Linked DNA regions of Mus musculus: regions 2 and 3 are each linked to region 1. Evidence: chromatin loops called from intact Hi-C (ENCODE). Cell type or tissue: left cerebral cortex. All regions are shown on one strand. Region 1 holds the start of Cacng8 (calcium channel, voltage-dependent, gamma subunit 8). Region 2 holds the start of Cacng7 (calcium channel, voltage-dependent, gamma subunit 7). Region 3 holds the start of Gm35037 (a long non-coding RNA gene).

The links. Hi-C counts contacts between places; a loop is a spot of excess contacts. Peaks named below come from ENCODE experiments on the same cell type or tissue, not always from the same donor. Only the 100,000 strongest peaks of a DNase experiment are listed, where the experiment ranks them.
Region 2: a loop joins it to region 1, with 4 times the contacts of the local background. A loop is called at or near these places in 6 of 42 quality-filtered maps.
Region 3: it touches region 1 in a loop (2.5-fold over the local background); 6 of 42 quality-filtered maps call a loop at or near these places.

Annotation. Positions count from the first base shown.
Region 1 is chr7:3,386,265-3,394,264 of GRCm38, forward strand. Cacng8 (calcium channel, voltage-dependent, gamma subunit 8) reads left to right here and starts at 7,778. Exons shown (of 4, transcript NM_133190.3): 1 at 7,778-8,000. The coding sequence starts at 7,961. In left cerebral cortex, no CTCF peak of the experiment used is centred here; DNase peaks (open chromatin) are centred at 846, 3,903, 4,589, 4,951 and 2 more places; H3K4me3 peaks cover 5,049 bases; H3K27ac peaks cover 3,205 bases.
Region 2 is chr7:3,328,276-3,336,275 of GRCm38, forward strand. It overlaps Prkcg (protein kinase C, gamma), which reads left to right. Exons shown (of 18, transcript NM_011102.4): 16 at 760-867; 17 at 1,553-1,693; 18 at 1,871-2,824. The coding sequence ends at 2,059. It overlaps Cacng7 (calcium channel, voltage-dependent, gamma subunit 7), which reads left to right and starts at 4,550. Exons shown (of 6, transcript NM_133189.5): 1 at 4,550-4,761. In left cerebral cortex, CTCF peaks have their summits at 2,075 and 3,429; DNase peaks (open chromatin) are centred at 1,608, 2,071, 2,549, 2,853 and 6 more places; H3K4me3 peaks cover 2,657 bases; H3K27ac peaks cover 2,193 bases.
Region 3 is chr7:3,450,988-3,458,987 of GRCm38, forward strand. It overlaps Gm35037 (a long non-coding RNA gene), which reads left to right and starts at 1,323. Exons shown (of 4, transcript XR_881797.1): 1 at 1,323-1,480; 2 at 1,651-1,701. In left cerebral cortex, a CTCF peak has its summit at 3,017; DNase peaks (open chromatin) are centred at 261, 5,471 and 6,283; H3K27ac peaks cover 924 bases.

The DNA of each region.
Region 1 (8,000 bases):
CACAGTCCAGGCACAGGGAGAGACCCTGCCTCGAAGGAACAGACAGAAAGTGATAGATAGCACCAACACCCTTTTTTTGTTGTTCACACCTGCACTGGCATGTGCACGTAGGCGCGCACACACACACACACACACACACACACACACACACACACACACAGTGGGGTTGGAGAAATGGCTCGGGGTTTAAAGTGATTGTTGCTTCTGCATCCAGGTTCAACTCCCAGCCTCCAAACAGTGACTCACAACCATCTGTAACTCAAATCCCAAAGGTCAGACTCCCTCTTCTGACCTCATCCAGCACCAGGCACACATGTGGTGTGCATACATAGATGCAAGCCAAACACTCATGTGTATAAAATAAACTATAGAACCCTAAAACAACAACAACAAAATCCCCACTAGCAGCTCCTTCTCACAAGGAACAGGACTTGGAGTAGAATTGGCAAACTGTTTTTCTTAAAATCCCTCATGTACTATTTAGTTCTTTTTAACTCTAAAAAGTAGTTACTAGCAATGTTGAGTTATTTAGGAAATTGATTTTAATTTAAAATAAAAATAAAGCTGGCATCCCCTACCTCCAGTGGCTATTTTATGTTGCTATTTCTCAACTGTGGCTGATTTTTATCTTGAAAGGGACTCTGGGCAGTGTCTGAAGGAATACTCTGGTTACCAGAACTAGAGAGAGGTTGCCAATTTTAGTGGGTGCCAGCCAGGGTTGCTGCTCAGTCTCCCACAATGTGAAATACATCCCTCAAGAAAGTCACACCTGGTGTGGATGTCAGTCACAGCAAGGCTGGGAAACCCTGGCGTGACTTCACTATGTGATACCCAATGTTGACGTCAGCTGACGTCGATTCCTAGCTATGTGTCATGCTTCTCTTTCTCACCTTCAGTTTTTATGTCTATAAAATGAGAGCTAAACTAGACATGATGATGCATGCCTGAAATCCCAGCACTTGAGAGGCTCAGGAAGGGAAGCTGATAGAAGTTTAAAGCCAATCTAGTCTACATAATAAGACATCCCCCCCCGCCCCCAATAGCTTATTGGATAAAAGGTACTTGCACCAGGCCTGATGTGATGAGTTCCCTTTCTGGGACCTATATTGTGGAGAGAACCAATTCTCACTGACTGTCCTCTGGTATGCACATAAATATCATGGCATGCATACTCCTCCTATTTCCTATAATTGCACAGAAAAAGAAATACAATGAAATGAATTAAGCAACTTAAAGCTAAGTATGGTGCCGGGTGTTGGTGGCGCACACCTTTAATCCCAGCACTCAGGAGGCAGAGGCAGGCGGATTTCTGAGTTCAAGGCCAGCCTAATCTACAGAGTGAGTTCCAGGACAGACAGGGCTACACAGAGAAACCCTGTCTCGAAAACAACAACAACAACAACAACAACAAAACTAAGTATGGTATTGTACACCCATAATCCCAAAGTTCAGGAGATAGAGACAAGAAGATCAGAAGTTCAGGGTCATCTTTGACTGCACAGTGAATTCCTGGCCAGCCTGCGACACAAGAGAACCTGTCTTTAAAATAAAAACAAATAACTAGAAGTTGTACAGGTGGCTCAGCCAGTGAGAGGCTTGCAGCAAAGGCGTGAAGATCTGAGTTTAAATTCCCTGCACCTATGGAAGCATCTGAGTGTGGCAGAGCCCATAATCTCAGGAGAAGGGAAGAGGAACAGAAACAGCCTGAGTTCTGCTGCCTGACCAGTCTAACAGACTCCTCAATCTCAGTGAGAGACCCTGTCCCAAGATATAAGATGGAGAGCATGAAGAAGATAGCGACGCGGACTTCCGTTACACACACACACACGCACGCACGCACACACGCACGCACGCACGCACACACACACACACACGCACGCACGCACGCACACACGCACGCGCACGCACGCACGCACGCACACACACACGCACGCACGCACGCACGCACACACGCACGCACGCACCTGTACACATATGCAAAGATGTGTCCATACATATATACAACAAGCAGAGAAATAAGTCATTAAAATAAAACAGTACAGGGCTAACCTCTGAACTGCTTCTCTCCAAGACAGGATGCTTACAAGGCGCTGAGTCTGTAAAGTAAAAGCTCAGTTTATATCGGTTGTCATGGTGGAGTCTGCTATAGTCCTCTCCCTGGGAAAAGATGATGCGCACACCAGAGCCGACAAGTGGATTCCAGGCCCCCTTCCTTCCCTTAAGAGTTGTTTTTATTTGCTTCTAAGCCAGAGGTGTTAGGATGTTTCTCATAATCCAGCCCCTCAGGGGCATGGTGGGGATGAAATGAACTGAGATAAAGCAGTTCTCATGAAAAAAACCCGTGTCCTGATACAAACCTGTCCAAACTGAGACAGGAAGATTGCCCAGTCTGGGCTATAGAATGAGTCCTGGGTCATCCTGGGCTACAAACTGAGATGCTGACCCAAATAAAATAAAATAAAATAAAATAAAATAAAATAAAAAGAAACAACAAAACAAACAAACAAGGAGGGAAAAAAGAAAGAGACTAGTGCAATTTTTGAGAAACTAGATACAAAGAAATAGAAAATATATCCAGGCAATGATGTAGAGAGGAGCCTAGGTTGTCCTCTGTAACTCCCAGGACAGAGGACTGCCTGGTAAAGGTATGTTTAAATGATTCTCGGAGTCAGCGAGATAGCTTGGCCCATATAAGCGTTTGCCATGCAAGCTTGATGACCTGAGGTTTGTCTGCAGGACCCATATGGCAGAAGGAGAGAACCAACTCTTGCAAGTTATCTTGTGACCTTCAGGGGCTTGCCGTGGCACGAATACTTCCTCAATCTCTCTCTCTCTCTCTCTCTCTCTCTCTCTCTCTCTCTCACACACACACACACACACACACACATTAAAAAAAAGTCTCTGAAACTCACCCATTGCTGGTCTTTCTCCACAAAAAAGCTGCTTCAACTCAGCTCTGCCTCGTATCCCCTGGGTGATCTTGGGTGAATGGCTTCACATCTCAGAGTCTCAGCCTGCCCATTTCACAGATACTTTGTAAGAATTTCCTGAGATAAAGTGGTTTGTGGGCTGTCTAGCCCAAGAGAGACAAACCTTGGCTAGTTCTTAAGATTTTTTTATGGTGTCGTTTTCCCTCCCCCCTCCCCCCATGCCCATGTAGCTCAGGCTGACCTCAAACTCCCTATGTAACCAAGGACAACCTTGAACTCTGATGCTCCTATCTCTACCTCCCTGGGATCAAAAATGTGCACCACTACTCCTGGCTCAATTTACATCGTCCTTTAAAAAAAAAGTGAGGCGACTTTCCAGGCTGTTATCATTTTGTCTCAAGGCAACTCTGGTCCCCAGAATGGCTGAGTTTAGAAGGACAGGAAATGTTTGGTCCAAGGTCACCCAGAAGCCAGGAGACATTCCTGAAACTCAGACCAAGAACAAAGTTAAAATCGTCTGTTTTTTTTTTTTTTTCCCTACCTGAAATTGGCCCATCCCATACTCACTGGTTAGTTTTAGAAGTGACAGCTATGTTCACAACTGTTGCCTAGTTCTCCAGCCCAGTCCTGAATGCGTTTATCTATCCTCTTTGTTCCCCAGCCTGATTCTTGTCTTGATGAGAACCGAACGACATCCTCCTTTTCCGTCAGGGTTAAGCAATGGGGAAGCAGAGGGTACCAAGAAAAAGAAAATTGTTGGTAAAACTCAAAATGCTTGCTGTGCTTGTAAATGAATGATGGTTCATTTGGAAGCAATCTTTGGCCCCGCTACTTGAGAAAAGAGGAGAAAAGACCTGGGAAGCTGAGCTTTTCCTTGATTTTTTTTGGGGGGGGGGGAAGAGGTGGGGAGGGCATTCCTGGGGTCTTTTTAAAAAGGCCCTCCCCTTATTTCCGGCCGCCGCTGCCAACCTTGGCTGGGCGCCTGGATCCTGTTGCTATGACAACAGGAAGAGGCGGTGGCGGCGGCAAGCCATGCTGAAGAAATGGAGGCTAGTGGGGGTGGGGGTGGTGGCTTTGAAATGGGGTTGGGGGTAGGGATCAAGGGGATTGGGGTGCGGGTGAGAGGGAGCAGAGGTGTCCTCTATCTCTGACTTCCTCAGTGCACCTGAAATGGTCCCGTTTCCCACAATCAACCTCTCTCTCTCTCTCTCTCTCTCTCTCTCTCTCTCTCTCTCTCTCTCTCTCTCTCTCTCTCTCTCCCCCCCCCTTGCCCCATCCCCAATTTCTTCATCACCCCTTCCTCTATTTCTTTCCCTCTTCCCATCCTCTCAATCTCTCTCTTCCCATCTGTCTCTCCTCCCTTTTCTCTCCCTTATCTCTTACTCCTGTTCCCTTCCGTTGCCCAGACCCCATCCCTCTTCCTCTCAACCCCCCCCCCACCTTCCCCCAGCTTCCCCCTACCCTTCTATTTCTCCCTCATCTCTTGCTGTTCTCTCTTTGCATCTCTTCCTGCTTTTGTCCCCTTCTCTCTCTGGATATTTCTCTCTGTGTGTGTCTCCTCAACTTCCTTCTGCTACCAGTCACTGTCTCCCCCAAATCCTTCCCTCCCCCACCTCTGTTCTCAGTCTCTGGATCTCTCTGTTTTTCCGATTCTCCTTGTCTCTCTTCATCTCCCTCCCTCTCTGGATCTGTTTCTCTTCTTCCTCAGCTTCCTTCTGCCACTCAGACCCTGCTCCCCGACCACTTCCCTTCCCCCCAATCCCTCTCCTCTCGGAGGCTCCCCCATCCCTCAGCAGCTCCCCTCCCCCTCCCTCCCTCCTCCCTCCTTCTCTCTTCCAGCTCCGCACTTTACCCAGCGACACGAAAACCAAATTGTCTCCTCACCTTTTTTTTTTTTTTTTTTTTTTTTTAAATCCCGACCCTCATATCCTGACCGCCCAAGCTCCGAGCTACCCCCGGCTCCCCTCCCCCTCACTCTACACCCCCATTCTTCATACGCCTCCTCATCTCCATCCCGTCTCAACCAGGTCGGACGCCTGGGTCCCTTGCTGTTGGGGGAGGGGGAAGCAGCAAGAATTGGGAGCCCAGAGGTGTTTTTTGGGGGGGTGCTGGCAACAGGGGCTGGACGTCCCTCCCCAGTGCATCGGAGAGTTGACCTATCGTCAACTGAGGTGAGAGATCTTTTTATTAATCGGAGGTGGGTGGGTGTAGAATTAAGGTTCTGTGGATCCCCCTGATTCTGAGAAAAGCTGGTCTCTCAGATGAAGGACTGTGATCCCTTCTTCTATCCAGAAGCTTTAGAACTGGGGGGGGGTCCCCTATTCCTTTCTCCTTTGCAGATGGACTCAATGAAGAGTCTCCAAAGCAAAACAGATTGCCTCTCAAATTGACAAAAACAAAAAGCTCTTAAAAATCTTTATTGATGAAGAAAGTCCCTCCTGGTCCCTTTTCCTTCAATTCCAGGTTGTAGGGCCCACTAGGCATGGGAAAGAGGTACATCTCAGGACCAGAGCTCACGTCTGTGGAAGAAACAATTTGTTAAGATAGTGGAGGTAGCTGCTGTGGTACTGGTGAGGGGCAAAGGCATGTCCAGAGGCAAGAGAGAAACTCAGTCCGGGTCAGGGGCCAGCCTGGAAAATGGACAGCTGGAATGAGCCCAGAAAGGGGGGGGGGCAGAGAGAGAGAGAGAGAGAGAGAGAATGAGAGAGAGAAAATGAGAGAGAGAGAATGAGAGAGAGAAGGCAGGAGCACACGTGTGGGGCACTAGGCCCCGTTGCCATGGAGACACCCCCCCCATAGACAACCTTTCTCTACATCCCCTCCTGGGAGCAGACCCAGTCCAGGGCCAGCTGGTGGGGGCGGTGGAGCCAGGGAGAGGAAACTGGGAGGCCAAGGTCACCCTGTACCAGGACCCAGGGTTTCTGGTTGCTGCCTCTCATCCTCAGAGCTTCCAGACTTTCCTACAGGGGGATTGGAAAGAAGTCAAGGGAAGAGGTTAGAACAGGTAAAGGAAACAGAGAGGAAGAGGCACTATGGTGGGATTGTATAGAAGACAGAAATGAATGCACAGCAATGAGTTATCCCGAGAGTTGTAGTTTGTAGCTTTCTCCCTTTCTCCCCCCCGCCTTTTTTTTTTTTTTTTTTGAGATGGTGGGGGCTAAGTTTCTGCACAGGTGAAATTGTTATGGGGAAGGGCTGGGGTTGTTCCAGAGAAGTCTATGGGGCCTGCAGAGGGGATTTTCCTACATGAAAGAGGTGCTAGAAGCTGTGGTGGGTGGAAGAAGTGGGCAAAAGGAAGGGGATTTTCTACGATGTTTTTAAAAACAAAAGTTGGGAGGGCAGGTTCTAATATGTTGAAGAGAGTATAGCGGCAGAGTCACCTGAGAGCATCTAGAACTGGGAAATTACTGAAGCTGTGGTGAGGTGTCTCTGTGGAGGGCAAGAGCCAGGGCATGCTGGGCAGAACAGGAGACGGCGATTACATTTTTGGACGGGTTAGATATTAGGACATTTCTGAATGGAAGGAAATTGGGGTCTGGAGGGCGTAATCGCTGTGAGTGGGGAAGCTGTGGTGCTCACAGAGCAAATTTTTCTTAATGGAGAAGAAAGCAGTGGAAAAGATGAGTTTGTGTAAGTTGTAGGGAGAAGGGAGGCCAGGTTCCAAATGCTTCGAAGCAAGACAGAGTACAGAGTTTTCTTTGAGTTGAAACCACAGTCGGCTGCTGGGGTTGGAAGGGAGATGGATGACAGTACAGGAGGGACCGAGAGTCCAAATGGTGCAGGTGGGGGGTATAGTCTCTTAAACTTAGGGGACTTGGAAATAGTCCAGGGTGCTTTCTAAAAACCCTAGGTGCTCTGACTATTTCTCAGATCCATTAAATTGGGATTTCTCAGGTAGGAGTCCAGGCATCAGAATTTTTATTGAATCCTCTGGCACTTCAGAGATGTGTCCGAGGTGCAAGGCTAGTTCCTAAGGCACGGAGGCTACGAGAGGAAGAGAGGCCTATTAGGACAAAACTGTGGAAGTGTTAGGACCAGTGAGCAGACATTGAACTCCTGTGAATAGTGATGGTCACTTGGAAAGGTTTTTTTTTTTTAAGTTAAGGGGACAGTGAGGGATTTATGTTTCCTAAGTAGAGAAAATTATAAGAAGAAATGCAGGTGTCACAGAAACTTTTGGGGAGATTGGCATCCTGCTAAGAAGGAGAAAGAAAAGAAAAGGACTTTGTGAGCATTTTCTTTTTCCTTTACATGGGCTGTCAAGTGGCCCAGACTTGCCTCCAACTTATTATGTAGCCAAGGACGCCCTTGAACTGATCCTTCTGCCTCTACCTACTGAGTGCTGACATTACAGGCATACACCACCATGCCCCATTTATACTGTGGCTGGGATCAAACCCAGGGCTTTGCTAGGCCAACACCTACCAACTACATCCCCTGACTTAGTCTCTGACAGTTGCTGCTCCTAAGTTGGAGAGATACTAGAGAGGCACAGTTGGAGACGTATGAATCGGCTTTTCTTGAGCAGTGAACCTACAAGGTGCAGGAGTATGTGTGTGGAGTACGATATGTGAGAGAGTTGGTAGTGGGGAGCAGGGGGCTCTGAGGAGTGAACAGAGGCAGGGGCATCCTTAGGAGGAGATAGCAGTAGGGTTGGAATTGAGGGCTGGCTTCACAAGAGGACAGAGGTGATCACAGAAGAGGAACTCAGGGGACTGGATTATGACCTCTTAGTATATGGCTAGTGAGGGATAATCTCTCAGTAGAATTTAGCAGGCAAGCAGTTTTGGGTAAAAAAAAAATGCCATCTCAGAGAACTAACTCCCTCTCTCTTTTGCCTCCACCAGCTGGAGACTATGGCTTCACTCTGACCTTCGCCTCTGCAGCCACCTGCTCGCTGCCCCCGGCCCCCTCTGGCCCCTTGAGGCCCCCCAGCTTCTGCCTGTGCTGTGATCCCCCCAGCCGCCGGCACGGCCCCGCCTCCGCTGCCCCGGTGGTGGCCCACGGCCCCCCGGTTGCCAGTGGTGAAACTGGAGTCATTGAAACGCTGGAATGAAGAGAGGGGTTTGT
Region 2 (8,000 bases), 58 kb before region 1:
AGCAGCCTGAACCATATCAAAGGCTACAATAGTGTGAAAGCCGTAGTATGCACATGGAACGTTGTTTTAAAATGAGATAACTGTATGTGGTATCCACCGCCTGTACCTCCAGCACTTCACTTAAGAGGCAGACATAAGAGGATCAGGAGTTCAGGGTCATCTTTGGCAGTCATAGCCTAGGCTACATAAGACCCTGTCTTAAAATAGACAAACAAGCAAACAAACAAAACCTTCACATTGTGTTGCCTTTCCTAATCACAGAAGTCTCAGCCCCTTATTCAGTGAGGATAATCATTTCCAGTCTTTCCTGCACCCCCTCCCCCATTAGATGACATATTGCCAGATTTACATAGCAGAAAAAGAGAGCCAGACAGTAGAGTGATGCACAGAACTAGGGCATGTATGATGAGGAATTAGAGATGAAAATGGAATCGTTGCCGGGCAGTGGTGGCCAACGCCTTTAATCCCAGTACTTGGGAGGCAGAGGCAGGCGGATTTCTGAGTTCAAGGCCAGCCTGGTCTACAGAGTGAGTTCCAGGACAGCCAGGGCTACACAGAGAAATCCTGTCTCGAAAAAACAAAAACAAAACAAAACAAAAATGGAATCGTTTTCTTGCTTTTATCCAAGGCGGTTGGCCATAGGGGAGAGGTGGGGATGCGTTATCAGGATGCTTTTGTGTGAAGTGGATGTTGGTGGATGCACATTTGGGAAAGGCTGCCTCTCAAGCCTCTGACTTAGTTCTGCCTCCTTCTTAAAAGCCACCCTTTGATGGGGAAGATGAGGAAGAGTTGTTTCAAGCCATCATGGAACAAACTGTCACCTATCCCAAGTCACTTTCCCGGGAAGCTGTGGCCATCTGCAAAGGGGTAAGAACTCCAACTCCCAGCTTTTTCAGACCCACCACCCATATACCTCGGTGGCCATCTTTTTCAGAAAAAGGCTCCTGTCACTCAAACCTTCCTACAGCCATCTTCTGTAAAAGTCGTTTTGAACAATATTTTGCTACCTCGCTGTCATCCCAGACCAAGAGCGGCCTCTGCCTCACCCTGACCCACAGCAGGAAATGTTGAAAGGGCAAGGCCTGTCTCTCTAGAGCTGGATGGGTCAGATTACCCCTAATCCCCATGACATATTCTTCATGGGTCTTGCTGAGTCATCCAAACTGTGAGCCTCAGTTTCTTCTCCCTGGTTGATGCAGAAGAAAGTGCATGGCCCATAGGAGATCTTCAGTTCTCCCCATCTCTTCCTCCCCTCTTCCTCCTTTTTTGGATTTTTCCTATGTCTCTATTTCCCCCTCTCTGACTCTTTTACCACCACACTTGATTTTTAAAAGCATTTTAAATTTAATTTTTAGCCTATTGATTTGTGTGTGCGCACACACATATACATCAGAACACAGATGTGGAGTTCAAAGGACAATGTTAAGGAGTAATTTTTCCCCTTCCAACGTGTGGGTCCTAGGGATCGAACTCAGATCATCTATTAGACATGGTGACAAGTGCCTTTACTCGCTGAGCTATCTGACAGGTCCTCTCTGTGTGCTTTCCACAGTTCCTGACCAAGCACCCAGGAAAACGCCTGGGCTCAGGGCCAGATGGGGAACCCACCATCCGGGCTCATGGCTTTTTCCGTTGGATCGATTGGGAGAGGTTGGAGAGACTGGAAATTGCACCTCCTTTCAGACCACGTCCGGTCAGTTGCCCTCCCAAACTCCTGTCCCTGGAAGTTGGGGCTCCCGAGCTTCAAAACTTGTATGTGGAGGTGGGGGGCCCTTCTGCAGAGATGCTCCTAAAGGGACGAACAGAGACCACGGGGATGTGCATAGATTTTGATTATCAGGGCTTAATTTTCCTTTCGTTCGTATCATAGTGTGGCCGCAGTGGCGAAAACTTTGACAAGTTCTTCACGCGGGCAGCGCCAGCACTGACCCCGCCAGACCGCTTGGTTCTAGCCAGCATCGACCAAGCTGATTTCCAGGGCTTTACTTATGTGAACCCGGACTTCGTGCACCCAGATGCCCGCAGCCCCACAAGCCCTGTGCCCGTGCCTGTCATGTAATCTCATCTGCTGCCGCTAGGTGTCCCCAGTGCTCCCTCCGCCAAGCCGGCTGTAACACCCATCTACCCTCTCTAGTCCGAATTCTAGGTCTCTTAACCCACCTAGCCTTCTGGCCTCTTTCACGCACCCCAACGAGTTCTAGACGCTGTTTCCCAGCATTGCTGGCATTTTAAACTCAAAGAGTCTCTAGAGCCTTTCTGTGTTCTAGATTCCGTTGTGCTGAGCCCTGATTTTCCCCACCCCCAACATCTGGATACTGTTCCAACTCTTCCCAGAAACCCCACTTGGTAGTTTATGCCTTCTCTCTCCCTAGACCATTCTGGGGAAAATAGTCTCATGAGATTGCCTGCTCCAGACTAAGACTCCAGATCTGCTCCCCGCATCCTTCAAGGCTCCTCCTACCTCCACTTCAGTTGTAGAGTTAAGTGGGAGTCTGGGCTCAGCGTTCCAGACCACCTCCCTTCCACGCTCTGGGGATTCCTGGCATGCACCAAGAATTCTTTCCCCCTACTTTTCTCAGTCAGCTTTTGTTCTAGACTTGTTCCAGAATCCCTCAATGCTCACCTGCCCCGTGCATGGCTCCAGCCTTGGTCGGAATCACACACACACACACACACACACACACACACACACACACACACACAGCCCTTGTCCTCCGCAGTGCCTGCAACTTTCTGGGACTTTCTCATTCCCCACCCCCTTCCTTTATCCTCTCCCACCCAGACACAGCTGCTGGAGAATAAATTTGGGATGCTGATGCTAAAATGTTTGGATGTTTTCTTGTAAAGCTTAGGGGGCGAAGTGGGTGCGGAGGTGGGCTGGCTGTACATAGAAACAAACATGGGGGGTGGTGGAGAGAAAATGCACAGACCTGTAAAATAAAAAGAGAAGACAACTTTTGCATGAGAGCGCCATGCAAACCGTTTTTTCTGAGAAGACCGATGTGACCACATTGGTAACATACTCAATGAATAACCCTTGACCAGTGTGTCAGCAAGTGATCGACCCTCCACCCAGTTACCACACACTCATATTCACCCAGAGCAAAGTGCAGATACAGACAACATACACCAGAATCTAGAGAAGTCCTGGTAAGAAATATGAAAAGCTAGCCTACTGTGGGGAGACAGACTTGTTCAGAAGGACCCCATGTTACAGAAGGTGAGAGAACCAGAACCTGGAAGCTTGGGAACCAGTTAGCAAGGCAGAAGACAGGCAGAAACGTCCTCCCGGCCTCTTTCTCCCCTGACCCACTTTGCAAGTACGTGTGGAGGAGAGCAGGGAGTGAAGGGGACCAATCAAGATAAGACTACGTTTCCCAGCAGACATCGCAGAAGACCCTGCCCCCCTCCCCAGGTGCTGTCCTCTGGCCGCCAGGGCTGATGGGGAATGTAGTCTCTGGATCGGGCAAGCCAGCAGAATGGTGCCCCTGTCAGTGTGTTTGGAGGGGACAGAACCTCAAAAGCTTAGCAGGTTCCTTTGAAGGCCTGGCATCTCTCCTCCGGATCTTCGAGTCTCACTCCAACTGGAGGCTGAGGTTACCCCTTTCTCTGGTATCACCTCTCCTGTACTCTTATCACGTTCCTGAAAGCCCCAGTCCAAGTTTCGACCCTCGGCGGGCAGCCTGCCCCTTTAAGAGTGGCCCCGCTGACATCACGGCGGGGGGGGGGGGTGCTGGCCCCGCTCCCAGCTCCGCGGCGGCTGCAGGACCCGGCTCTGCTCTGCGCCTGCCCGCCAGCTGCTCTAGGGACCCGGCCCGGGACGCCCCTTCCCGCCTTCTTCAGCTGCCCAGACCCCCAGGCTCCGCCCCTTGCCTGGCTACAGCCCCAGTCCTCGTCAGGGGGATATCCCATCCTGGCTTGCCCCTGCTGTCTCTCCTCAGAAAGTCAGTCTCTCTCTCTCTCTCTCTCTCTCTCTCTCTCTCTCTCTCTCTCTCGTCTATTTCTCTCTATTTTTCTATTTCCCCATCCCATCTCCTACAAGCTTAAGGTCCCTGGATTTCAGTTTCCTTTGGTCCAAGGCCTCTGAGCTCTCCTTGCCTGGATTTTGGGGCTCTCTGACCTCTCTACTCCCAGGGCCTCAAAATCTCTGAGCCGCTGGAGTGGTGGGGGTGGGGACACCTGAAACTACTCCATCTCTGTCTCCTCTTTTCTGTCTGTCTTTTCTAGTCTCAGGACGCGTGAGTTCCAGAAAATATTTCTCTCTCTCTCTCTTCTCTCTTCTCTCTCTCTCTTCTCTCTTCTCTCTTCTCTCTTCTCTCTTCTCTCTTCTCTCTTTTCTCTTCTCTCGCTCTCTCGCTCTCGCTCTCGCTCTTGCTCTCTCTCTCCTTCTTGGGCTCTCTGCCTCTGTTTCTATTCTCTCTCCCTCCCTGCCTGCCTCCCTGCCTTCCCCCCATCCTGAAGGCTCATCTCATTCCCTCGCTGCATCCTTCTCCCTCCCTTCCCGCCCCTCCCCTCCTCCGCATTAGCCAATGAGCGGCCGCTGGTCCCTGCTCCCGGCTGCGTCCGCTGAGTGAGGCCGCGGGCGAGGGGGGTGGGGGGTGGGAGGCCCGGAGGGGGCCGGGACGCCGGGCTCGGGGGCGGGGGCGGGGGGCGCGGGCACCGGAGACCCCGGTGGCGGCAGCGGCGGCCGGGGAAAACCGCGGGGCCGGTCATGCGGCTGCGGGGCCCGCGGCCCGGAGCGTCCGCCCAGCCCTGAGAGAGGTAAGAGCGAGGGGAGGGTCCGGTGAGGCAAGGGGGCTCCGAGCTAGACCACTCTCAGCCGGAATTGGGGCTCGGGGGAGGTTAGAGGGGCTCCAGGTATGGGATCCTGAGGATTTCAATGTTGAATTTGGGAAGGTTTTGGCGGATAGAGGAACATTTGGGCCTGGTGGATCCCGGAGGACCTGGGGTCCGAGGGTCCGAGAGTAAGAAAACAAACTCGGTGTTTGAGAGTTAAGAGACCGTCGCCACTGGGTAGGCTCTAGGCGGGGTCTTTGAGGAAGCGGATCACGACGAAGGAGGAGGGCCCAGGCCGGTAAGAGCAAGCCGTGAGTCTGGGAAAGGGTCCTAAATAAAGCGGAGAGTTACGGACTCCAAGGATATCGAAGGGAGATGGAGTTTGGACTTGGGCTTTGAGGAATGGCACTTGAGCCATTCAGATATCCAGATCGCGGAAACGCTGGCGTAAAGGATCAATCAGAAGGAGATTCCAGGCCTGGTGATGGTGGAGGTGGGGGTGTCCCAGAGGTGGAATGGCAGCAGAATAAAGAGCTGTGTGGGTCAGGTAGAAAGAAGATGAACTGGACGTGAGAAGGAATGGGATTAATGTAAGAAGTGAGGGGAATTGGAAAGGTCCAGCTCCCCAACTGCTAGTCTAGTAGGAGGAGCAGACCCGAAGGCTGAGGTCAGCTCCCCAGACCAAGACAGTCCGGTGATTGGGTAGATAATGCTTGTATGAGCTGAGTACTGAAAGCAGAGCAGGCAGCTGGCGGTCAAGCCCCAGAGCCACTTGAAGGGGGATGGGAAGAAAAGCTAGACAGCTCTGTTAAATCTAGATCTTTGGGTCCTCCACGAGGCTGGGGCTGAAAGTGAGGGGTTCTGGACCTAAGAACCCCAGGATGTAAGTGGTGACTCTGATTCTATGGTCTTTATTGGGATGGAGTAGAATCCAAAAGCTTACAGAATTCTGATGGAGCCAAGTAGAGTCTCATGTCTTAATTGCATATTGGGAAAATGTTTGGGGGAGGTGTCTCAAACTTTGTAATGAAAAAGATGGTGGGTGGGAGCTGGAGAGATAGTTTAGTTAAGAACACTTGCTGCTCTTCCAGAAGACTCGAGTTTGTTTCACAGCACCTGTCAGGTGATTCACAATTGTCTCTCAACACTAGCTCCAGAGGCCCCATCACCTCTGGCTTCTTCCAATGTATCCATCACCTCTAGACTCGGGTACATTCTCTTGAACATACCCCACATGTAGACACACACACCTACCCAGAGTTTGTTTTTTAAGGGGATGGGTATATCTCTGGTCATAGAGGACTCTGGCTGAGAGTAGCTTGGGGATACTCAGGTGAGTCCTGAGTGCACATTATTGCATTTTGTGTCAAGGAGAGATTTCTTGTAGGGGCGTGGTAGTGTAAGAATTATAGATAAAGAATTTGGAGGCTGTTGAGATGGCTTGGTTGGTAAAGGTGGTTGCTTCTGAGCCTGATGGATGACCCCAGATCCCTGGGACCCACATAGTCAGAAGAAAGTACCAACTCTCGAAAGTATCTCCACATGAGTGCCATGGAGACCACACACATGCACACACACATAAACACACAAACATGATAAATGCATGCATACATACAAAAAAAATTGAACCCTTTAGGACCTCCTTGTTAGAACTTTTAAGCTCCTAATTAGAACTTGGGAGGTCTCAGATATAAACCAACTGGGTATTTCTTGACTGGAGAATACAGAAAGGACTTAGATATTACCGACTGAAAAGTTCTACCATGGGATATCAGAGTCCAGAGTCTGGTAGAATTTGGAGGATGGAGATGGGGAATTCTTTTTTTTTTTTTTTTTTCTTTTCTTTTGGTTTTTCAAGACAGGGTTTCTCTGTATAGCCCTGGCTGTCCTGGAACTCACTTTGTAGACCAGGCTGGCCTCAAACTCAGAAATCTGCCTGCCTCTGCCTCCCGAGTGCTGGGATTAAAGGCGTGCACCACCACGCCCGGCTGAGATGGGGAATTTATGATTGGAAAGCCAGTTCAGAGTGCTGTTTTCTTGTTTACTGGGCAAGGGAGATTGGTTTTACTGGAGCTTTCTGATTGTGAATGCTGGGTTTGAGGGGCTCAGCTCAAGCTCTTGAAAGTCTCAAATCCAAATCATAGCTTCAGATCTCTGGGTCTTAATATCTTGGAACAGATTCCAGGACCCCAGGATCACAGACCTGCCTGGATAAGGTAGAGTTAGGTTTGGACCTAAGATTGTACAAGTGATTTGATCCGAAGCTAGGGAGGTGGCTTAGAGTATAAAGCATAAGGCACAGAAGTGTGAGGCTCTGAATTGTGATTCCTCGAACCCATGTAAGGATGATAGATAGCATGGATCTGTAATAGAAGAATTTCTATGGTGAGAGGGAGGTAGAGATAGGAGAATCTCTAGTTCAAGTTTGCATACCAGCTAGCTTAGCATGAGAAGGAGCAAACAAGAGGCCCTATTTCAAGCAAGGTAGAAGGAGACTGACACCTAAGGTTGTCTTCTGACCACCACACATGTGTGCTCATACTCATGTAAACACACCACACACACACACACACACACACACACACACACACACACACACACACGTGATTTTAAAAAATAATCAACTGAGCATTAAGGTTAAGATAAGCATCCAAAAAGTATCAACGATGCTCAAATTCTTAAGTAGGCCTGAAGTCAAGTGTGGGAGTCCAGGTTATGGGGTTAGGGAGCTGTGAGTGGTGACCTACTTTGGAGATTATTGGATGTGATTCAGGTACAGTTCTAAAGAAAACATTTCAATTGACCAGGTCAGAGCATGGAGTTAAAGCTGGGTAGCATGTGATAGAATTTCCAAATAAATCAAGTTGTCCGTCCGTCACTTAGTGTCTAAGCCTAGTACTCTAGTTCTGCTTAAATTGTGGTCACAGGTCCTTGGGGGAGAGGTGTAGTGTTCACAGCTGAGGACTTAAATCAGGGCAGCGTCGGGGTTGCATTATCACATTCAAATGTGAAGCTGCTGATTAAGCTAGTTTCTGAGTTACTGGCTTACTTCAAAGCTTTAGGAATCTCCTAAGGTCTGGCTTCTAGAATTGGGCTTGCACAGCAACATAGGAAGTTGGATCTAGGGGACTTTGTCTTGGGTTGAGAATTTGTAATCTAATCAGAATCCTGATACTCGGGATTTCTGGTCTAAGACGTGGCTTGAGTCAAGAATCATCTCTAGG
Region 3 (8,000 bases), 65 kb after region 1:
CCAAGAAGCTGGGGGCAGGGGTTGAGAGCTGGGCAGAGCAAAGTCTTGAGTTTGGCATTTAGGGGACACTGAGACGGGTCATCTTTTTGATTAAGAAGTTTATTAAATATTTAACCCCATGGGCAGATATATGGCAGAATTTGAGGGTGGTGCTGGTGGTGGTGGTGTGGTGGCCTCTGAGGAGACGCTGGACTCAAGAGGCAGAGTTCAGGGTATTGCTTCTTACAGATTTCAGAGAAGCCTGGAGAAAAGCTTTTTCTCTGAATCACCAGCAGGCAACAGGGGTGTAGGTGGAAAGGAGCCACCAGTTGCCCCTTTGATGTCTGGGGAGCATAGCGCAGACTTGCAGGCTCTCGGAGGTTTGTGAGTCACTTCGGAAGAGAGGGAAAGGCTGCTGGTGGTGTGATGACTTGGCTAACAGGCAAGTGCTGGTCAAAATGCTAGGTCAGGGTGACAATGGGGCACTGACTGCATACTCTGTAGTATAAGAATACACTCACACAGAAGCGGGAAGGGGAGGGGGAGAGGAAGACAGAGGAGAGCTGAAGTTTACAGTTTGCCTTCCCCGGGGGTGGGGGGTTTCTCTTAATCTCTAATAACATTGTCCATAAGCTTCCATTTGTGTCCATTCTTAGATCCATTTTTCACAGTTGTTAGCATTTCTTCTGGACCCCACCCAACAGTTACCTAGCAACAGCCAGGTAGGAGCCTGGCTTGCTAGAAAAGGTCTATTTGGCCTCCCTCTGCCTTTCTCTGGCCTCTCTCTCTCTCTCTCTCTGTCTGTCTGTCTCTACACCCCACGCCCACCCCCCCCCACCCTGAGTCCTCTTTCCCCCACTTTCTCCACCTGTTCTGGGCTGGCTTCTTCCCTTCTTTCTCTCTCTTTCTGTCCCTCTCTGTCCCCTTTCTTTCCCACATCCCCCTTCTCATGTCCTGCTAAGACACCTCTCCTGTCGCCTCATCACACATTACATTACAAAACTATCAGTAGTGTACTCCCCATTTCGGTCCTGTCGTGGTGGCCCCCAACCTCACCTCACCCCTGTCCTGAAATGTGGTCTGTAGATCAGACCGGCCTTGAACTCACAGATAGGCCTGCCTCTGCCTCTCAAGAACTGGGATTAAAAGTACACACCACTATTGCCCAGCTTCTTAAATTCTTTTATTAATGTGACAAAGAGTCCCATGAAGGATCCCTGGTTTCCTCTCTGTTTGTTTGCTCTGAGTTAACCTTCAATCTAGATGCCACCCAAAGCCTCAGGACCTTGATGTTTGTGACACGCCCCCCTCCCCCCAGGCGAGGATAAGGGGACGAGCTCTAAGTCCACACATCTCAGAGACAAGACTGGCCACTTGACCAGAGGGGCAAGAGGAAACTTTGGAAGAACTGGCTGCCTTTGTTTCCCCTCCCTGTAAAAGCTGCTAGTTAAAGATGGCACGAAAGGCAGATCTTTAAGGCGATAAGCCACTATCTTGTCAGGTGGCTCAGCTCTCTGAATAAAATGCACCTTAGTGATACAGTTTCTGGTTTTGTGTATATACTGGGCTGATTACAAAAAAAAAAAAAAAAAAAAAAAAAAAGGAAAATTCTAGGGAGAGGGAGAAATAAACACAAGCGATCAATTGACTGCTGTTTTTACGATATCACAGAGCTCCTGAGTCAATCCACACTGAGATGACCACATTCTGGCCTTCAGTCAGGTAAGGGGATAAACACCTCTCATTTTAATGACTTTAAATGTATGCATCTAGAATAAGCTGGGGTGTATGTGTTTACATATGCACAGGGGGTCTAGAGACTATCTTTAGGAACTGTCCACCTTGTTTGTTTGTCTGTCTATTTAAAAAACAATATTGACATTTATTAAATGGGGATTTTACACAGATTTAAGCCCAGCAGTAAGTTGAAAGAGGTTCTCAGAGAAAGAGTAAGACACACGGAAGAGCTGAGTATGACTTAAGCCTCGCAGGACTTGGGGTATGAAACCTTTCAATTGTTTCTGTTCTGCCTTTTTCCAGTGTCTGTGAGATCACATCACAGTTCTCAACGTGTGATGGCTTCACAAGTTTAGGTGGCTGGCCAGGTATAGCCTCGCACTTCCTTGGTTTCGGTTTGTTTGCAGTGTTCACAGGCCAGATCACAACAACAAATGGTTTGTTTGCCTGTGTTCCTTAGTAGAATTTAAAAAGCGAATCTGTAAAGGATTTAGCAGAAAGATCTAGCTGGTCCCCAATGAAGCAGCACCTCACCATTAAAAATCAAAGGCCAGGCGCTTGAGTGAGCTGCGAAAGGAGGGCAGGCCAGCGGGAGGTGAGCTTTTCAGGCAGCAGAAGTGTGAAGATAGAAAAACCCAAACCGGTGAGCAGTTCACTGGCCTCATCATCCAGCTAAGGGCACAGGGGATTTCCTTACCGAGCTGACCCAAGTGGACTGGGAATTTTATGGTTTTGGAAATAAACCCTTGTAAAGTTCCGTTAGATGATATGACAGGGGATGCTATGACGGTCTCGTCTGGTCTCCTGGGGCCTGGTGAAGGAAACCAGTAGCCCACTAAAGCCTCTGGTAAAATGAGCTTAATTAGTAGTGGACGCTTTCTCTGACACTAGTGGCGCTATCAGAGAGGTTGAGGCAGGAAGAGAAGGGGGAGGGGGAAACAAACAGGAAGGAGAGGAGGAAGAGGAGGAGGAGGAGGAGGAGGAAAGGGGAAGGCTCTAACTCAGCATACACAAAGCCAGTACCACATAAACTGAGTGTAACAGCACGCCTGAAATTTCATCGCTCAAGAAATGGAGGAACCAGGAGGATTAGAAGTTCAAAAATAACCTCAACTCCATAAAGAGTTTGAGGCCAGCTTACTGAGATGGGGTGTGGGGGGGGGGGAGGGGAATGGACACAGAACGGGGGGGGGGGAAGAGAGAGAGAGAGAGAGAGAGAGAGGAACCCTGTTTTTTTTTTTTTTAATATATAAGTTTTGCACGAGCGCTACCTGGAGGCGTGTAGTGGGACTGCAGAGAGAACCTAGAAATATACAAAAGGACCCCTTGAGGGTTCAGGTGTCCTTAGGTGACTGACGGAGGAGATGCATTCCCAGTACAGTAGTTGCAGATGAGAGGCCTGCATGCTTGTGAGAGAGCAGGGGAGGATTAGGAGGTCCAGGTGGGGATAAAGAAATAGCTGAATGTTCTAACTCTGCAGCTGCAGGCAGCCTGCCAAAGCGTTTCAATTACCGAGCTGACACGATTGCTGCTTCTTCTTGCATCTGGCTAATATAAAAAAGTGACTGGAAGTCTTTCCGACCTAAGATGCCTATGAAGGTCATTAGACACACCTTCTATGGTGCTCAAGGTCACAGGCAAAGATTTAGGTCAAGTTTGCTGGGCATGGTGGTCCACGCTTTTAATCTCAGCACTCGGGAGGCAGAAGCACACAGACCTCTGTGAGTTTGAGGCCAGCCTGCTCTACATAGAGAGTTCCAGAACACAAACTCAAAACCAACCAGACAGAAGATTTGTACCCAAGGGAATGGATGATGGGGGAAATTGATAGATGGATGATGGGGGAAATTGATAGAATGATCACACCCATTTCTTTATTAACTTAAAAAGGTGTGTGTGTGTGTGTGTGTGTGTGTGTGTGTATGTGTGTGTACAGAGGCCAGAAGAGCTGTCAGATCCCATGAAGCGGGAATTACAGGCCACTGTGAACCTCCTAATGTTGGTGCTGGAAACCAAGCCCAGGCCTTCTGCAATGACAGGCTAACAGTGTCAGATATGGGCCCCATCTCATGGAGTGGGCCTTAAATATAGTTTTTAAAAAGTGGTTGGCTACTCCCATAAGCTTTATGTCATGGCTGCACCAGTATGTCTTACAGGCCGGTAACCACTGCAGGATGAAAGGTTTGTAGCTGTGAGGGACTGATGTGAAAGATCTTGGAACACTCAGGCCTAAACGGGATGTCTTCATGAAATCCCTCCTTCAAGGCTCAGGAACCTATTTGGAAGAAGGGGAGGGAAGACTGCAAAAGCCAGAGGTGCTGGATAACTCTAACACAGTGTCTTCCAGACAGAGGGGGAAAAAAACCCTGACACACATAAGGACTTTCAGAGACCTTGACAGCATACATAAGACCTGCTGCACAGGCTCAAGCCAGACAACATCCCAGCACTGAAAGAGGAAAGTGGATGAGAAGTCATGTTTTATCTTTTTTATTTAGTTTCAAGACAGGGTTTCATTATGTAGCCCTGGCTGGCCTGGAGCTTCCTATAGACCAGGCTAGCCTCAGATTCAGAGTCCTACCTACCTCTGCCTCCTGAATCCTAAAATTAAAGGTAACAGCACCCAGCCAGCCACGGATGTTTGACTGTGTTTATAGTACCAGATATGAATTCCCTCCTGTAAGGCAGGCCTCAAGTCCAATCAGAAAGCAATTAGTTACCCAGTGCAGACTTGCCATTGCTACAGCATGTGTCTGGCTGTTTGGTAGTGTTCACACAGGGTCCCCAGCTGAATAATGCTGTTGATGGCAATTCTCCCCCACCATTCTGAAGAGCAAGCACTTTCTGGCAAGATGAGGTCTAACCAGCAGGGAAGAAGCTTCAAGCCCGATCCCACCTTGATTTCTGTCTTGTAAATAAGATGCGTCATACGAGATGGTATCAGTCTCTCTCCCCTCCCCCCACCTCCTTGAGATAGGGACCATGCTGCCCTTTATTTGTCTATGGAACCAAAGACGGCCTTGAAACTTCTGATCCTTTTGCCTTCACCTCCTCAGTGCTGGGATTACAGGAATGCACCACTATATCCAGCGATGCTTGGGACTGGACCATGGGTTTCATGAATGATGTCAGCCCTTAGTATGACATCTTATACATGTATAGTACTGCAGCTTGTTCATGGTCACCCTCTGCCATTGCTCTCTCTCTCTCTTTTTTGTCCTCCCCCTCTTCCTGCTGTTCTCCTTTCTCCTCCCCTCTTTTTAACCACATGTATGTAAATATAGATTCTGCTAATGAGAGAAAGCACACAGTATTTTTCTCTCTGAGTTTGGTTGACCTCCAACTCCATCCATTATTTTCCTGAAAAGGTCACAATTCCATTTTTCTTTATGTCTAAATGCAACTATCTTGTGTATTTATTATATTTTGAGACAGTATTTTGGGGCTGGAGAGATAGTATTTTAAAGAATGTTCTTTATGCATATCTACGTGTGGGTATGTCAGATCCCCACAACCCGAGTACAGGTTCTGGCTTCCTAACTCAGGTCCTCTGGAGAACTAGCAAATGTTCTTAACTGCTAAGCCATCCTCCAGCCCTTTAAAATAGTATTTTAATTAATTCCTTGAAAATTTCACAGAATGTATTTCGATCGTATTTACCACCCACCCTCAACTCCTCCCAGATCCACTGCCTTTCTCTACCTACTCAATTTCAATTTGTCTTTTTCTTATGAAATTCATTGCTGCCTAAATACTCAAATGTAGGACCATCCCACAGATCGTGATCAATCCACCAGGGGCCACACCTTTAAGGAAAACTGACTCTCCTAGAAGCTATCAATAGCTCTCCATCGAGGGTGTGGCACTTTGAGCTTGCACGGGTCTTGTGCATATCGTCAGAACTTCTGTGAGTTCATATATGCAGCTAGCTGCCCTGCTGTGTCCACAAAACTGTCTCATTGTAAGAATTTATCACCTCTGACTCTTCAATCTGTCTACACTGTTTTCTTCTTTGAGACAGTATCTGTCTACACAGGCCCAGTTGTTGGTCCTGGAACTTACTGTGTAAACCACTCTGGCCTTGACTTCATAGGGATCCACCAGCTTCTGCCTCCCAATTACTAGGTTCAAAGGTGTGCACCACTATGCAAGCTCCACCCTGTCTTTCTCTATTAGCTTTGAGGTCTGTGAGGATGGGATGGGATATAGATTGGGTTAAGTACTCCCAAGTCCCTTATTCTCTTCTCCTGTGCATTTGTGTGTTTTCTTTATTCATTCCTTGGTTGATGGGCATCATTGGTTGCAAATCTTGGCTGTTGTGAACAGTATTGCAATAAGCATGTACACTCAAGTGTCTCTGTACTATATTGACTTAGGTTCCTTTTCGTGTATGCCCAGAATACATAGGCCAGCTCTGTTTCTTTTTTATTTTTTTGAGGAACCTCCATCCTGGTTTCCATAGTGGCTGCATCAGCTTACAGTCCTAGCAGCGATGAATAACGGGTCTATTTCAGTTCCTTCTTTCCAGCATTTTGTCTCTGATTTCCTGGATGATAGCCATGTTGAGTGGGGTGAAATGGAATCTCAATGTAGCCTTGATTTGCATTTCCCTGATGACTAAAGATATGGATGGAATGCTTTTTCATATATTTCTTGGCTCTTCGTTCTTTCTTCTTTTGAGAACTGCATGTTCCTTCCTTTGGCCTATTTGCTGACTAGATGATGTATTGTTTGGCATGCCTACATCTTATACAACTTCTGTGCTCACAATAGGGTGACCACCTTATCTCAATGTATGCAATGTATTATGAACAAATTCACTCCCATTAACTTTGTGTGTGTGTGTGTGTGTGTGCGCGCGCGCGCGCGCATGCAGGCAGCCACAACTGCTATGTGTCCTGAGAAATCCTTCCCTACTCTTTTAAGATCACAGATGCCAACATATTGAGAGCCCCTCACCCCCATACAGCATTCTTGTGAAGTCAGGGACAGCTGGCCTCCCCACAAACAGGAACCTCATTGGAGATCTTCTGTTCACAATGAGAAAGGAAATTATCCATCTTCACTCAGCCCAACCTTTTATCCAAAGCTGCAAACAACAGAGTTTTAGTCCCATAATTCTCAGCTTCTTCTCCAGCACGGCCCTCAGGGATGGACCAGACGATAAAACAAAACAGGACAAATTCGTTTTTCTCACAGTCTGCAGGTTGAAAGTTGGGGATCAAATGTCAGTAGTTCTCCAAGGACGTGGGTTTTTTTTTTTTTTCCTTGTTCAAGAACAGTAAAATTACAAAAGCTGCTGTCCTTGGCTGGCAGATGGCAGCCTTCCCACTGAGGCCTCACATATCTTTCTTTCTTCTCTAACATTTTTTTATATGTAAGATAGATCTATTTGTGTGTGTGTGTGTGTGTGTGTGTGCATGTGTGCGCACATGCATGCCTGTTGTGTGCAAGTGTGCGCACATGTTCATGCACACACACACACACACACACACACACTCTCGCACGCGAAGGTGAACTCACCTATGTGCATGTGCAGAGGTCAGAAGAGGGCATAAGGATATCCCTTATCGATTTTGTCCCAGTTCATTTTAACTGTCAACTTGACATAGCCTAGAGCCATCTGAAAAGAATACCTCAATTGAGGGATTGCCTAAATTGCATTGATCCTTGGCGCTTCCACAAGGAACTGCCCTGTAGGATTACCTAGCCCATTGCAGGTGGCACCATCCCTAGAAAAGATGAGCCCATGCTGTATAAGAAAGCTGGCTAAGTAAAAACTAGTCTGCTGTCGAGCTAGCAATAGAAAATTGCCCATGGTTTTTGCTATTCTTTGGCTGTGGAGTGAATTACTTGATTGCATCAAATCAAGCATGCCTGCCATCAGGTTCCTGCCTTGAACTTTTGTCTTGCCTTCCCTCAGTGATGGACTGTGACCCAGAAGTATAAGGAAAGTTGCTTTCAGCAAGCACATTTTATCACAGCAGCAGACAGGGAAGTAGAGGGAGGCTGGTGAGAGCACTCGTTGCTCATAAAGAGGATCCAAGTTCAATTCCCAGTACCCACATGGCAGTTCACAACTGTTTTTTAACTCCTGTTCCAGGGATATGATATCCTCATATAGACATGCATGCAGGCACACCCCAATGACATCCTTTTATATCCCTAGACATCTTCCCTCCAATTCTGTGTCCTCCTCTCACCTGCTAATTCTACATATGAGAGAAAATAGATGAGACTTGGCTGTTAGAGTCTGTTTTATTTCACTTAACATGGTGACCCCC